2 separate regions of the Homo sapiens genome follow, and region 2 is linked to region 1. A link is a loop called in an ENCODE intact Hi-C map of the cell type or tissue named here. Cell type or tissue: dorsolateral prefrontal cortex. All regions are shown on one strand.

Region 1 (8,000 bases):
CTTGTAGTCTCAGCTACTTGGGAGGCTGAAGCAGGAGGATACTTGAGCCAGAAGTTCAAGATGACAGTGAACTGTGAGCTATGATCTTGCCACTGCACTCCAACCTAGGTGACAGAGTGAGAACCTGTCTCTAAAAATAAAAATAAAAAAAAGAAAGAAAAATAAATTATATTCCTTAAACACAAATACCCCTTTCTTACTTGATTATTAAATTCTGATCAATGTCATTGACATTAACAGATTTCTCTAGGGGAGTAATTTAAAGATTGATAAGTCATTAATAAGTAGAACAACTACTTGCTCTTTCAGTTTTTAAAAGTTTAAAGGAGTAACATTCATGATGATAAAATATTTGTTTATTTAAAAAATTTTAATCTTTTTTCCCCCAAAAATTGTATTGAAGGAAAAGTACAAAACATTTGAAGTACAATGTTTACAGTTACAAGTTGTAGTGAATGAATTCCCAAAAATATAGTACAACTCAAGTTGACTTATCTTGTTACATTAAAAAGCCTACTTTTGTCAAAGTAGTTCAGACAGTACATACATAGTGCTCCAGCTGTACCTACGTCAAAACAAAGTGACTGCTCATTCATCCGCTGTCCTGAATAGCTTGGGAAACATTCCTACCTTTTTACATGGGAAAAACAAAACAAAAGATAGTATCAGTTTTGGAATTCTCTATAATTAAACAAGGCATATTCATGTACCACATATCCTTGCAGTGCTCAGAGGTAGCCTCTTCACTTTATATTTTTTAAAAGTGGTAAAATTCCTTTCCTTTTGTGCTATTGAACCTATCTTATATTCAGATTCTCTCAAGGACTAATAAACAAAATACTTACTTGATTGAGGAAGATTTAAGGCAAGTTCAAGCCCTTCCAAAGGGACCCTCATGTGAGATTACTCGTACACGTAAAAGTATTTGTTTTCTTTTTTTTCTTTTTCTTTTTGAGAAGGAGTCTTGCTCTGTTGTCCAGGCTGGAGTGCAGTGGCTGGATCTTGGCTCACTGCAAGCTCCGCCTCCCAGGTTCACACCATTCTCCTGCCTCAGCCTCCTGAGTAGCTGGTACCACAGGTGCCCGCCACCACAGCCGGCCAATTTTTTTGTATTTTTTTAGTAGAGACAGGGTTTCACCATGTTAGCCAGGATGGTCTACATCTCCTGACCTCATGATCCACCCGCCTCGGCCTCCCAAAGTGCTGGGATTGCAGGCATGAGCCACTGCGTCCGGCCTACGTAAAAGTATTTGTTTATTGACCAACATTTTATGGAAAGTTGTCACACGTTTCCTGACATGTAAGCCTTAACATTTCCTGTGAGGAAGGATGGGAGGGAAGAGTTCCCTCATTTCACAGGTTTGTAAAAATGAGCCTGAGAGGTTAAGTGATTTGCCCGAGATCCTACAGGGACTGAGCACCCCAGACAAGAACTTAGGAGTGCTCAGAGTTTCTCCACCAAACTACCTTTAGTCTCGGCTTAAGACTCCAGGGCACTTCTGGACTTCTGCCACTATTCATGCCTTTTGGGCAATAGTTCCTTACTTTTAGGACTAAAAAAGTTGAATCGAGTCTTCCCTTTCAGACCACCACTTCTCACTGTTGGAAGCACTTGGTGTCTTTTTTCAGGGATATTTAGGAAACCCTTTATTTTTTCCACTTTCAAAGAGTACCTGAGCTCCGAGGAAACTGCTGTGGTGGTGCGTTGATTGGTAGAGAGGAGGCGGCTGGTTCCTAGGTGACTGCTAAGCTTTTATTGCTGGTGAGTTTTGATGAGCAGCCTGCCAGCTGGCCTTTCTTATCACTGGAGCTGTCCTTCATATAAAATGAAGGTACCTGGGAGAAAAACTTATACGAGCAAAAGCAAAATTGTCAGAACATGTTAGCTCATGAGACTGTTATAGTTTTTTTAAACTGAAAGTTTTTAATAAGACAAGTCATTTTTTTCTTACATACTCAAGGCTGGGTATAGAGGGGCACTGGTTAAGTCTGGGACTAACCAAACTCCAGGGTGGCTTCCCTGATACAAGACTAATCTAAGCTGCCATCCTAAATCTCCCAAAAATGTACTGTGGGACAGGAGTGTAAAGAACTTTCCCAAAACCTCTCTGAGGACTGCTAAGTGCGGTGTACCTTTTACGCTGCCAGAATGAATGTAGGGCTGCTATGCCAGCTAGCATATTACCCTTTTTACTGCCCTCACCGCAGTTCAGTGTTTGCCAAAGTGTGATCCAGAACTGCTTGTATCACAGAATCTCTTGGGACAGGGCCTGGCGTTCTTAATTTTAAACAAGCTCTCCAAGTGCTCAGTGACACTCTAAAAATTGACAGCCACTGGTTCCTTTATCACCTTCCTTGTTTGTCTTTATCAGAAAAAGTGGAGGATATGCCTCAGGTCAAATCGTTTTGTGGAAGGAGGTGGAGAGGTTACAGGGGAGCAATCTTTGTAAGGTAGAGAAACGATGCAGGTACTTGACTGTCTCTGTCGGACTCCTTCGTCTTTCTGTTGAGTACGAGTGTTACAGGACAGGGGTCCTGATCCAGACACCAACAGAGGGTTCTTGGATCTCCCACAAGAAAGAATTCAGGGCGAGTCCACAGTGCAGAGTAAAAGCAAATTTATTAAGAAAGTACAGTGGTGAAAGGACAGCTACTCCACAGACAGAGTAGGAGGTTCCCTAGCTACAATGCTGGTATATATGGGGAGATGGGCTCTGTTACAAGGGTTTGTGATAAAGGATTAATTTTCTCAATTGCTATATTTTGCAAGAATCAATATTATTATCTTCAAAGAAAAATTGGGAATGCCTTTGTTCTCCAGATATCGGGATATCTGGACACTCCCAAGTCTGGGTCTGTTTAGTAAACATGATTAATTTGTTCCCTTAACCATAAACATCTAGAGGCTAGGAATGCCTCACTTTCTGAGAATGCAGCCCAGCAAGTCTCAGCCTCATTTTCCTAGCCCTCACTCAAGATGGAGTTGCTCTGGTTCGAACGCCTCTGACACCAGTACCGTTCAGCCACACCTCAGCTTCTCCTGTTGTCCGTCCTGGTTCATGCTGTCCCTGGTTTTCTAGACATGTTTTCATAATTATAATCATCTGTGCCCTGTCTGGTCTGCTTGGCAGGCCAAGAGCTTTGCTGCCTCCTGATCTCCAGCTTCAACTGAATTGGAAACGTTTTGAATGTAGCTCGCCGGTCTCTGGGTTGGATGTTTAAATTCCTCTTGGATCTATTGGCTTCCATCGTGAGGCTTTCCATCTTCCCACCTCCCACCCTGTCCCCATACATGGACAGCACATTCTCAGTTTCCACACAGGTTTCCCCAGTATCGCTTTGTCAGTTTTCTGTTTATGTCTAGGAGCACATTTTCCTGGAAACTCTATTGTAGTGTTTAGATGTTCAGGTTCTTCCACCAAAGCTCACTCACCCCATATGGAACTGAATTGTTCTTTCCTAGGAGCAGGAGGCCTGAGATATGGAGGGAGAAGGAAGAAGAATAGCTTTCTTCCTTCTTCCTAGGATGGAAATGATTTTAGGCAAAATTGAACAGAAAGGAATTGGTTTTCGCCCCTGCTTTCTTTTTACTAATTTCATCTTTCCTGGCCTCGTATGTTTGAGATTAGGTGATTAAGCTGTGAGATGTGAGTGATTTGTGTCCCTAGTGAATTTGGGGACCTCTGGACTTGCTCAGTTACAGTGGCTGCTGTCTTTCATCCAACACAACCACCAATGCAGCCATCAAAGATCAAATGAGTTTCAGTGGCCTTCTAACTTGGTGTATTGATGCTCAGTTTGAGTAGCACAGTGGCCATTTAGCAGATTAATGATGGGAATAACTGACTCTGTGGCTCTCAGCCCCTAGTCCAGAGAGTTGGATTATGTGCTCCTGAAGATTATTTGCTGTGTGACTTTTTGAGATCTATAATCTCCTTTTTTCCTTCAAGCTGGAGATTAGTCCTTGGAGGGGGTCTGGGAACAAAATGGCAGACTCTAGTGGTTATCGGGAACAAAAGTTTTTTAAAATTGCTTCTTCGCTTGTCGGTAGAGGAATTTTTAAGGTTGGTGGGAACAGAGATACATAGGCAGCAGGAGTTTTGTGAGGCTGAGCATGCCAACTTTTAGTATCTGTGGGCTTTAGACACATCCTCTGGAAAGCAAGTGCCCACTGACATTTCTGATCTTTCCAGCTCTCTCATGTAGTCCAGTGGCCTTTACAGTAGTCCCTTATGCAGAATACTCTCACAGCTGCTACAGTTCAGAGTGGCAAACCATGCACCTAGGTGTACCAAGAAAACTAATGAACTCAGAAGTTCTTTAAAGCCAGAGGGTCCCATCCCGTAAGTTTTACAGGAGCATCAAAGTGTTTACAGATCAGGTTACTGGTTGATGAGACCTATTAATTATCGGCTTGTTCAGTGTGTCCTTCATGCCCACCCTTGGCCATTTAGAAAAATTGGTATTTATTTTCCAAAAGTTTTTAGGAAGTCATGTAAGTCCTAAGGGCACACATTACCTTTCCAGGTTGTTCTAAAGTGCTCCCAAATTATTTAGCCTCTATCAACCATTTTTTCCTCTCTGTGGTTCTTTGATAGATGTTAGAGTGGAAAGCAATCTGATTGTATTTTTCATAGTCTAGTGATCCCCCTGGAGGTAGATTTTTTTTTAACACATAATACTTGTTAACTCAGATCTCTAATTGATGACATCTCAGGCAATGTATCATAACAAAATGAGCCATTTCAAACATTCTAGACAAACGTGAAGGGACAGCATAAAATAATTTATGGCAGTTTGTCCCTGGAGTCTCTTCTTCTAAACTGTTTCTGCTTTCTCTGTTTTTGCTAGTTTTGAACTCATAGCACCTCTGCATTTCCAAGGTGACTGTGATGATTTGGGATCGATGAGGAGAGGGTAAGGCAGAGAATATCCAGGACTATTATGTACACATTTAGGGTCGACTGTGCCACAGACATTAGACCCAGAAAGGTATGTGGTAAGCGGATAAGGGATTTTGATGCAGCATTCTCACTTACAGGATCTAAGTGCAGTGTGCTTGAGCCTTATAATTAAATTGCCTTATAATTTGCCTTTAGTAAGTCTCTTATCTTTTAGTATGTTATCCAAGGCATTATACCAAACTCACCACTCTAACCGCTGCATGTAAATTTGATGTGGTATGGTATTACATGTTTAACATTGATGTATTTGGAATCTTGTCCTTTGCTATACATTATGTTTGAAGTGGCGCTTAAGAATAACAAAACTAGCATGGTAAACAGGCTGCAGTTCTCACAGTGGTGGCAAGGATCCACCCACATCTAGTTTAGTACTGATCTTGATTTTGTGTTTCTTCATTTGGAGTCTTTGCCAGCTTTATGAATACAGCACTGATTTTCACAAACTGGGAAATCTATTTTTCTCTCTTATGGGAGTGTTGTGAGAAATGAAACTGATGAAGCTTTAAATGTGAGTTTTAGGGGCTAGCGTTTTTAGCAGTTGAAGGAGAGTGGGTTTTTTGTTTTTTTTTTTTTGTTATATTGACAATTTGTTTTCTTCCTAATCGTTTTGTCGTGCAAATTGGTATAGACTGAAGGGGACATAGATTAGTTGGGGAGTTAGCCACTTTGTTAAGTTAGTATTTGCTGTTTCAAAAATTTCTCCATTAAGATGTGGAGAACTAAGTGGCAATTGAAATAGGATTTGATTTTGGTATCTTGGACTTGCAGTGAGATGTCTACCCTATCCCGCTCATTCTAGTCAGCCACACCCTGCCAGGTGAAGCCACTGGAGTAGGCAAAGCAAGCAGCATCTTGTTTCACAGTAGAGACTGACAATGGAAGTGCTTTCTGAGGCCGGGGCAGGCGATTGTGTTAAGCAGGTTCTTGGGAGCTACTTTTAGCTCTTTGAAAAATTTATATCTCAAAGCCCCAGCTCTCCCTCCTGCGTCACAGCAGCTGGCCTACATTTACCAGAATATGCAGACTCTCTTCTGATATTTATGGGAGATGGAGTGAGGCATCAGAGACTAGAAGAAGATTCAGCTATCATTTCAACCCCGTTCTCATTTCTGAGGCTGAAAAGATTCTTCCATGCTCCTTAGGCTATATATTATTTAAAGAGAAGAAAAGTAACAAATTCCTCCCTAGTATTTCACACTCACTGAATTGAGATCTCAGAGTACGTTGCTACTAATAATTTATACCTGTTTATTAATGCTGACATATGAGCAGTTTAGTGCATGAGGCAGGGAAGGGCTACATAGTTGAAGAACAAAGTAGAGTAAAGATTTTTTTTTTTTTCCTGCACAAAAACGGAGGCCCTGACACACACCGAAGACTCATTTACAGTGAGAGTGAAGCTTTCCTGTGGTCAGGAAATACTTCTGTGAAATAGAACTATAAATACCTGATCTTGTAAAGGATGCTAAAATTATACATACTACTTTCAAATTGTCTGATCTCATTTAGTTTAGACACAAAGTTGGGACTTCTTAGCAGATACATATTATCAGTGAAAGCAAATGAAATCAGGATTCTGGGAATAATGTGCAACAGTAAATCAGGGAGCAGCAACAGAAAAACAAATCAAATCCCCAGCCCAGCTGACAGCTCATGAACAGTATCAAAGTAGCAGATGCACTAGGTAAGGTGGTTCATAGCAATGAGGTTATAAATTATGTACAATAATTATTTTCCAGAAAGCTAGTATTATATTTTAGTCCTAAGAAAAATTTGGTTTCTTGTTCTTGATACAAAGCAAAATGGAAGCAGTTGTAAAGCTTTCATCTTACACACTTAATTAAATTCTCGAGTCTACCATTGACCTTATAACTGTTTTACAGTGAGATAAGTTGAGCCAGAAAAAAGTCAGGCTAGTTTAAGGTGACAGTAACAGAGCTTCTTGTCTAGTTAAACACATTGTTAATGGAAAATAAAGAATGAAATTACACCTATATATATATTCCTTTTCCAGTGTCATGGACAAGGATACATATGACTTTGCTGAGATTAAGGAATAGAAGCTCTTCCATCCTGCAGCCTGCAAACTGAAGGGGAAGGCAGGAGGGTGGAGGAAGAATTGAGAATTAGATAAAAGATACCCCCCCACACACACAAAAAAAGATGAGTAGTCTCTTGGCTGTTGTGATTCAAAATAATTTAAAGGGCAAGTTTCATTTGTGGTGGTTGAGGTTGCTTCCTGTTATGGAAGGGGCTCTATCCCACGTCAATAATAAACATTTTTATGCTAGAAACTTAACACTGGAAATAGATAGAGGTCATTGGTTGCTAATTCGTAATCAACATAGGGATCTTTGCTACAGTTTCTCTACAGAGGTTAAGATTACCTGTTTGAACATTTTCATAACATTATAATTTATAAGTTCACCAAAAGATCAGCTGTCCAATTCCTGGTTACCACAAATAATTAAAACATAGTAGCTAAGCATCTGTTTTGGTCTTAAAACAAACATGACTAAGATGCAATTGTAATCTTATTTAAGGTAAGAATAGTAAGGGGAAATTCAGTTGGTCTCCACACCAGAAAAATTACATGGTATGCACCTAAAAATATTAATATGATAGCTGAAGAAACTGTATGTTATCTGACTTTCTTCAACTTCCTTCCCCAAATATTTTCAGTGTATTTTCTTAATAAGATATCTTGGGGAGCAGCCTAGACAGAAGAGTTCACTGAGCCACGCTAAGTTATGCCAAATTAATGTGTCCCTCCTCCTTCTCCTCTTTTCCCCACCTCTTTGCTCTCCTTCTCCTTACTAGTGTTACTATAAGTAAAATAAAATAATATAAGCAATAAATATAGATGATAGCAAGGTAGTTGATAAGATCTCTCCAGAGGTCATTGTAGCCAGTGTGGAGGAATGTGCCCTGGAAGATGGTAATTTTTTTTTTAATATTAACTTTTATTCCCTATTGCACATACTATTTTTTAAATTATTATACTTTAAGTTCTGGGCTACATGTGCAGAATGTGCA
Region 2 (8,000 bases), 54 kb after region 1:
CCACTGGCTGACATCAAGGTTAGGAAACATGCAAGCAGCTCAGCAGGGAGGCTCTGGAGAGCTGTGAAAATACCATTTAGTTTGCATAGAGAAATGTTGTGACTCCATGTAAACGCTCCAGCTAGAACTTCTAGAACATTTTCTCACGTTTAGAATTGCTCTTTGCCCTTCTATTAAGCTTCCTTCCTTCCTTATTCATAACTTTCCTACCAGACATGTTCCACGTAGCCAGTATCCCAATCTAGACTATCACCAGACCCTTTACAAAACCCACAAAAATTGCCATGTTTCTCACACTATTTTTGTGAGATATAGTGGGGAAATTATAGGTGCCATATTTGGTATTGGTAAGAGTTACGAATAGTGTGGTATGTATGATGCAAGCTAATTCTGAATTGATTCAGGGAATAGCTTCCTGTGTTTTGAAAGTGTCTACCTCCTGAGTTGCTGGGACTACAGATGCGTGGTACCATGCCTGGGTCTCCATTTTATTTTTCTAAATATCTTCCTCCCTCACACTTTTGATCACATTTTTCTTCTTTACCCTCATTTTTATTGTTTTACGAATTACTTTTGTAAGCCTTGGCTTTTATGGTGATACATCATCTTATTTTCCTTATGATCATGTCTCTGGCCAGTTCCTTCCCAGTAGCTTTCCTAAACACGCCTTCCTCGGTCCCCTTGTTATGTGTTGATGTTTACTATGGTCTGGATATCACCCAAAATTTGGTGTTGAAACTTAATCACCATGTGATAATGTTAAGAGGTGGGGCCTATAGGAGGTAAGTCATGAGGGTGCAGAGCCGTCTCTGCTGTCTCATCCCCCTGCCTTCCACCTCCACCTGTGAGGACACAACAAGGCACCATCTTGGAAGCAGAGAGACCTTGCCCTCACTAGACACCAAACCTGCTGGGACCTTGATCTTGGTCGTCCAGCCTCCAGAACTGTGAGAAATGAATTTCAGTTCTTTTAAAATTACCCAGTCTTAGGTATTTTGTTATAGCAGTAAAACGGACCAAGACAATGTTCTACCATGTTTTGTCTTTGACCTGATATTCTTCTTTTTCTGGTTTCAGCTGTGTGCTATGCTCCCAACTCAGCTTCTCTAAGCCACACCTTTCTGGAGACCCCCACTTCAGTATTTCACAGATACCTCACACTCGGTGCTCCAATAGAACTCTTCTTTTTTTGATATTTTCTTTTCTCCAATGGCTCTTTCTCTTGTGATCCCACTCTTAAGAAAGTGGGGAGTTATTCTGGACTTTTCCTCCTCTCAGTAATCACACTCAGCCCTGTTGGCCCTTCCTCCTTGCTGACTGATAACTCTGTCCTCTTCTCCCCTGCTCTCCAACCATACTGGGTTGATTCAGACTTGCCTCACTTTTGACCTAGAATCCTGCAACAGAACCTCTAACAGTTTCATCTTGCTACCTACCCAAAGTACAGCCGGAGGGTTGCTTACCGCATTGAATCTTTAACTTTCATGCTTGAATCCCTCCATCACTTTCATAGTTTTCAAGATGAAGTTGAAAGTCCTGCCTGTACATTCGGAGTCCTCTGTGATTTGGCATGTGGAGTGAATGAAGTATGAACTTGCCACTCCCCGGGGTTGGGGAGGGCGGTGCCTGGCATGGGGTGTATTAGGGGGTGAATGTATGAACCAAAATAGGTTGTACCCAAAAAGACTTAGTTTAGGAGATGAACAAGAGCCATTTTCTGGAGACCCCTTGATTCCTGGGATGGTATTATCTAAGTCTATAGGGCAGTGAAGGATAAGAACAGGGATTTGTGGATTTGGCTGCTGGGAGGGCAGGAGCAGAATAGGGTGACTGTGAGGAGGGACCGCAGAGTGAATAGTGAACTCCCATTAAGTGCAGTCCTGCAGGTTCAGGGTGTGCTGGGCAGCCTTCAGGATCACGCTGTGTAAGCAACCTGAGAGAGATTGTGAGCAAAGTCATTTTAAACATAAATTCTAAAGAAAAACCTTAAGTTTTGAACACTTAATGAGTGTGCAGTATATGGAAGTTGCAAGAGGAGTAACCTAGTTCAGATATTAGAGTAACTGAGCTGAGTGGAATCAATAGCAAGGTTTTAAAAAGTTCCTAAACATCTTAATAGTAATATACATGGAATGAGTGCTCACTGTGAACCAGGCACTATACTAAGCACTTCTTCATGCTGTAGCTTATAAACCTCCAACAACTTAATGAAGCAACAACTATTATTATTTCCCATTTTAGAGAGAGGACATAAAGCCAAACTTACCTGGAAACTTACCCAAATTTTTGTTACCCAGTCTCAGAAGAGATACTTCCAATCAGAAAACGATTTCAAAGCCTGGACCCTCAGCCATTACTCTGTCTTGCCTTTTTAACCATACATACATCACTGTTATAACATCTAAAAATGAACGGTTCCTTAATTTCATTAAATATCTTGGTCTCATTAATGTCATGTTTTTTCCCCCTCAAAAGATTCAAAAACCTTTCACAGAAGGTCCACACTTTGCAAGTGGCTGATGTATTTTTAAAGTCTCTTTTTATTTAATAAGTGTTCCTCCACATTGCAATTTAAGATTCAAAGAAATTGAGTTATTTTTCCTAGTATAATTTCCCACAGTTTGGATTTTGCTGAATGTGTCCCTTATGGTTTGGTTAATATGTTTCCTTGTCCCCTGTATTTCTTGTAAATTGGTAGTTGAAACTGGAGGCATGAGCAAATTAGGGTTTGATATTTTTGGTAAGACTTATACTTTAGAGGTGATGGTGTGTTCTCACTTACTGGATTCTGAAAGTTTGTAGGAAAAGGACTGTAACTCCAAGGTACTATCGGTTTTCTTGAGAAAGATGTTTCTACTAAATGGGAAGGGTCTGGTAAACCTCCTCCCTGTCCCACTCAGCAGGGTTAGATGTTTTCCCTTTGTGTTCCATGGCAATTGATTCTGTCACACTTATCAAACTAAAGTGTCAATTTTTGTGTCTGTCTTCTCTATTTCAGTGAGCAGTCTTCATTCTTCAAGGAGTTGTATAATTCTTGATTTTTGTAACATGGAGCTTAGCATAATGCCTGGCATGTAGACACACAAGATTTATTAAATATCCATCGAGTAAATAAATTATTAGAGATTAATGCATTATGAAGGCATGTTTCAATCCCATATTATTGTTATGCTTGTCAAGTTGTCTATGTTGTCAGTATTTGGAGGCTACCACCAGGGTTGGAAACACGATAAATGAGGGTGCTTTTTTTTTTTTTTTTTTTTACAACTATGAAATCAACACACATTGTGGATGTTGCTTAGCTTTTAAAATACTAGTCTGAAAATAATTTGTTCATTAAAGGGACACCTTAGTTTTCTCGAGGTAAGCCAACGAGTTGTAGCTGTTGGCAAAACTGGACTATATTTGCATGTTAGAGTTGTGTCACACCCAAGGACACTGAGAAGGAAACAAAAAGTCAGAGAAGTGGAGCTGGTGTTGCGATGTGTAACCAGTGAGTCACATAGGGCATCCCACTCAGAAAGGCTCTGCATTTGGGGCTCAGTGCTCTGTGGTTGCTATCTTGAATTCTTAGTGATTTTATTCTTGAATTTGTGATTTTGTAAGTGAAGTCCAATAGGACAGTGGAGCATGCGTCAGCAGCATGGAGCTCTGCCTTCTGTCACCTCCTTGCCTCCCAGGACAGATGCTCAGCAGCCAGCTCCCCTGCCCCCTGGTACCCTTGTCTCTCCTGGCCTCCCTTTGACACCACCATCAAGCAACCACTATTACCCTCTGTCCCTAGTTGGAGTCTGGGAGCAGGAGGGTCAATGTCTGCTATGAATACCCTGTGGTATCTTGTAGGCATGGTGCTGGCTGTCCCCACTCCCAGCTGGCAGTGCCATCATTCTTTCAGCAAGCAACAGTGGCAAGCCTCCCACTCATTCCTGATTCAGGTGCTGAGTGCATCCCAGCACAGAGGTTGTAATCCCTTGGAGTTGCCTGTCCACCATGAGCAGGGCAGCATGCTCCTTTGCAAGGGGAGATGCCTGGCTCAGGCCCGCCACCTCTGGGTTGGCACCGTCAGTCCAATAACTTGCAGAAGGGGGAGCCCTATAGCTGATGGGTTGCACACTTATGCCCTTGATCATGGGACAAGGCCCTTGCATGCCTATGAGGGTCCATATTGGCCCTGTGAGTATCCCTGTGCTCAAGGGAGTTTGATATTAATAGCAATTTAAAAGCACCATGAGAGGTTGAAAGAGAGACACAGAAGAAAGGAAAAAATTTATACTTTGGTGCCTTTAATGGCACTTTCATCCTATTTTTTTCAGCAAGGAAACTCACATTTTTATTTTGGATTAAGCCCTGCAAATTATGTATCCCACCCTGAAGAGAAGGTAGTTAGAAGGCATACAGAAAAAGTGAGAACTTGGACATTGTGCAGGTAGTTCTTTCCATGGGATGGGAGTGGTGGTCAATTTTCTTGGATTTTTATGGGAACAGTCTCTTAAGGTGTCTCATCTGAAATACCTTTGGTAAGAGCATGTAAGTCCCTTTTTATCTGATTTCAGTGTTCACCCAAGCAATCTTAATGACCATGGTTTGTCTTCCATATAGCTTAGCTACAGGAGAGAATGTAGTGATTAGGGGAACTTTAAGTTTTCTGATTCTTGTGATAGTTATTTTTTATTGTAAATTAAACTCACATTTTGAATTTCTGTTTTGGTCTGTAAGCTTGTTTTATGAAAGTCCGTCTTTGAAGATATATTCAGTTTGGAGGAATGCCACAATATGTTTTTGAGCTTGCAAGCCTGAGGGCTTGAACCATGGTCAGTTAATCCCAGAATGAGCAATACTCTGTGAGATCTCTAGGGAGATGGTCTGCCGGTGGTTTCCACTGTGAATGAGTCCACAATATTGCAATGTGGCAGAGCACATATGTGCTTATTTTTCCAAAGCATTTATGCTCTAGGGCACAAATAGCAACTGTGAAGCTTACTTTCGCCTAGAACAATACAAGCATAACTGTATCTCTTTTGGCAGCACCTATAAGCCTATGGCTCCTAAAAAGGATGAAATTAATATGTAATTGAAAGGGTTGGGGAGGCCAAGCTAAAATTGTGACATTCCACCTAATTTTAGAAAGATAAACAAGTTTGTGGTCTTCAAAAGATCTTTTAAAAAACATTGGCTGCCAAACACCTGCTTTACCATATGCCACTAGTACTTAAGCAGTCCTGAAAGCAGGCATGGGTTTTCACAGAAGAGTTTAATTGTGAATCCAAAGCCTTCTTGAAACTTGCTAATGAAAGCTTTTCAGTGTCTACTGACTACAAGTGATAAGGTGATGACTAAAGAGACTGCAAAGGGCTAAAATTAACTCCTCTTTTTCCTCACAATTAAACTATCTATTCTCTAATTCATGTCAAAAATATTTCTTGAGTACCAGTACTTAACAAGTACAATGCATGTATGTCTATCTACATGTGTCTCATGTACAGTAACTCAGTTGAGCTATGCACAGAGGGAAACATGAGTCAGGATCAGACATTCTGCTTAACTAGCCAGTAGACAATAGAAAGGATGGTGTAGCAGGACTCTGTGATTGTGAGGGACCTTAAGCAAGAAGAGAATATTTTTTACTCACGTCACTGAAAATTTCAAGTATAAGACTAGGTTTTGCGTGGCATTGTTGCCAAGACAAGGTCTCTCACCTTTCAGCTCTGTGTCCTGCAGTGGATCCAGCTCTCCATCCTCCCTATTCAGTGCTCTTCCCAGTTCTTGAAGAAAACTCACGGACTGAGTTCTGTCCCAGCACTGTCTTGTTGACTTGTACAATGTCCACATCCAAGAACCCATCACTGTGGCTGGGGGATGGAATATGCTACCTGTCCTAGGCTGGGATCCTCTTCTCTACCCTTGGGGCCTTGAGGGAGGCCTCGCCCAATTTTAATGGACTGAGAGTTGGGGGGAAAGGGATCCCTAAATAGAAGTCAGGTTGTCTCACCACGTGGCAAACAACCTCAGGATGTTTTTTCACTACAGCGGATAAATGAGCACAAAGAGAAGTATGTTAGGATAACCAAGTATAAACTGTGTGTGGAAGGGCAGATAAAAGGAGAAAGAAATCTTATATTAAAGAAGTTGGCAAAGCTACACGAGAGGGACCCCCCAAACTGATGTGATTTGAGTAGGAGTGTGGAAAGATATTTCAGACAGACACCTTTTTTTTTGTTTTTTAATTGGAAGTGATGGGGAAAACATATGGCTGAGATTGGAACCTGGTTGGGGAAGAATATACAGATTGGAGAATAGGTATTTTGGGGGGAGTGGCAGTGGTGTGCCAGGAAAGACAATGGAGTCATGTTATAAAAATTCTCAAATTCTAGGTCAAAGCATTTAATTTACTAGGCAATAGAGAGTCCTTTAAATATTTCTAAGCATGAATAATGCATAAATAGAGTTGAAGACAGTAGAAGTAGTTTCAGGATGCTCTGAAGGAGGGAGACCATTTAAGAGACAAGCTAAGAGTTCTTCAGGCAAGAGGATGGTAACAGGAGTAGAAAATCAGGGCAAGATGGAAAAGAAAATTGGGGCTGGTAGGAAGAGTCAAAGATAACTCAGAGCTCTTGGGTCAGGGTTCTATTATAGAAATAAGGAGATCTGGAGAGGTTGCTGGTGGAGGGAGAGGAGAGAGATCCTGAATTTGTCCTTGGAAATATTGAGTACTGTGTTAACACAGTGTAATGTGCTTGGTTAAGCATTGAGTGGAGACTCAGCCAATGAGACAGAATGCATAGCTGTGGTCCAGTGATCCAGTGATTCACAATTAGAGGCAGCCTGGGAAATGTGGTGGGGCAATCTTGATTGTGACTGGGAATGGCTACTGGAATTTAGTGAACACTGTTCTGCAATACTGGACACATCCCTGCACAAGGAAGAACTGTTCCACCCAAATGCCAGTAGCACTTCTTGTTCTGGAGATTGGAAACTCCTTACTGATGAAAGCCTCAGGACCTTGGCAGTGAAAGAGCATGCAATCTTGCTGCCAAACATAAATTATTGCTCCTTGTTGTTTTTATGTCTATAACAGAATGATGAATATTATGCCAAGTGCCAAAGGTACTTTGGGGGTTTTAGATAAAAAATTTCCTTTTGGGAGAGAAGGAGAAGATGTGTGGCTGAGATAGAGTTAGAAGTGGTGTGAAAGGCCCTGGGTTCACTTTCTTATTTTGCCATCAACTTGTATGTGCTCGCAGTGATCAATTTTCTGCACCACTTCTTCTTTATCCATTACATTGGAAAAGGAGAGGGAAACTTTGCATCCCAGTGGAGTGAGCTGATGCTCTACTGTATTGTTCTGAATTATGTACCCCTCTTGTTGGCCCTCACATTGGCTGTGTTGCTCTTCACAAAGTGGGGTCCTAATGAGTGCCGCTTGGCCTCTTCTTTCTCTTGGGATAAAACCCAGTAATCATCAAGTTTGCCGTAAGATGACCCCTCTTCTATGTACCACAAATAGAGGTTGTCTTGGCTGTAGCCCTGGCTCCTGCTTGTTCTAACTGGTGCTGTGGGTGAGTTTCTATTTGGGGATGCACATCAGCACAGAAATTCCCATGACATAGAGAGGAAGGTAGCTTTCTAGGGCCTTAAACTGCCCTGTCCTCCATTGTAGGGCTGGATTGCTTCTTCTGCTGAGTTGGGGGTCTCCTCTGACTCTTTTGACATACTTTTTTTAATGATAAGTTCTTCATGAAAATGTTTGTGGGGATTAGGTAAAAAGTAACTGTTGAGAGTGAAGTTAAAATGAATAGTGATAATAATAATTATTCCCGTTCAAGATACCGTTTTAATCCACTCAGTTTGTTGGGTATAAGTAACAGAATGTTTAAACTTAAAGAACTAGATAGATAACAGTGACTGCAAAGCTACTGGGCAATGTGAAACCTGCTTTTTATATCACTGGACAGTAAAAGTAGTAATACCATCACAGACCAGCAGCCAGGAGACTCATCTGT

Evidence for each region. A loop is a pair of places that touch in the nucleus more often than their neighbours do. Peaks named below come from ENCODE experiments on the same cell type or tissue, not always from the same donor. Only the 100,000 strongest peaks of a DNase experiment are listed, where the experiment ranks them.
Region 2: it touches region 1 in a loop (7-fold over the local background); 5 of 110 quality-filtered maps call a loop at or near these places.

The regions. Positions count from the first base shown.
Region 1 is chr2:196,532,588-196,540,587 of GRCh38, reverse strand. All of the region lies in intron 1 of HECW2 (HECT, C2 and WW domain containing E3 ubiquitin protein ligase 2), which reads left to right. Among named protein-coding and RNA genes, the nearest start is that of HECW2, 57 kb to the left of the region's middle. In dorsolateral prefrontal cortex, a CTCF peak has its summit at 4,642; a DNase peak (open chromatin) is centred at 5,877; H3K4me3 peaks cover 810 bases; H3K27ac peaks cover 5,787 bases.
Region 2 is chr2:196,478,358-196,486,357 of GRCh38, reverse strand. All of the region lies in intron 1 of HECW2 (HECT, C2 and WW domain containing E3 ubiquitin protein ligase 2), which reads left to right. Among named protein-coding and RNA genes, the nearest start is that of HECW2, 110 kb to the left of the region's middle. In dorsolateral prefrontal cortex, no CTCF peak of the experiment used is centred here; no DNase peak of the experiment used is centred here; H3K27ac peaks cover 2,275 bases.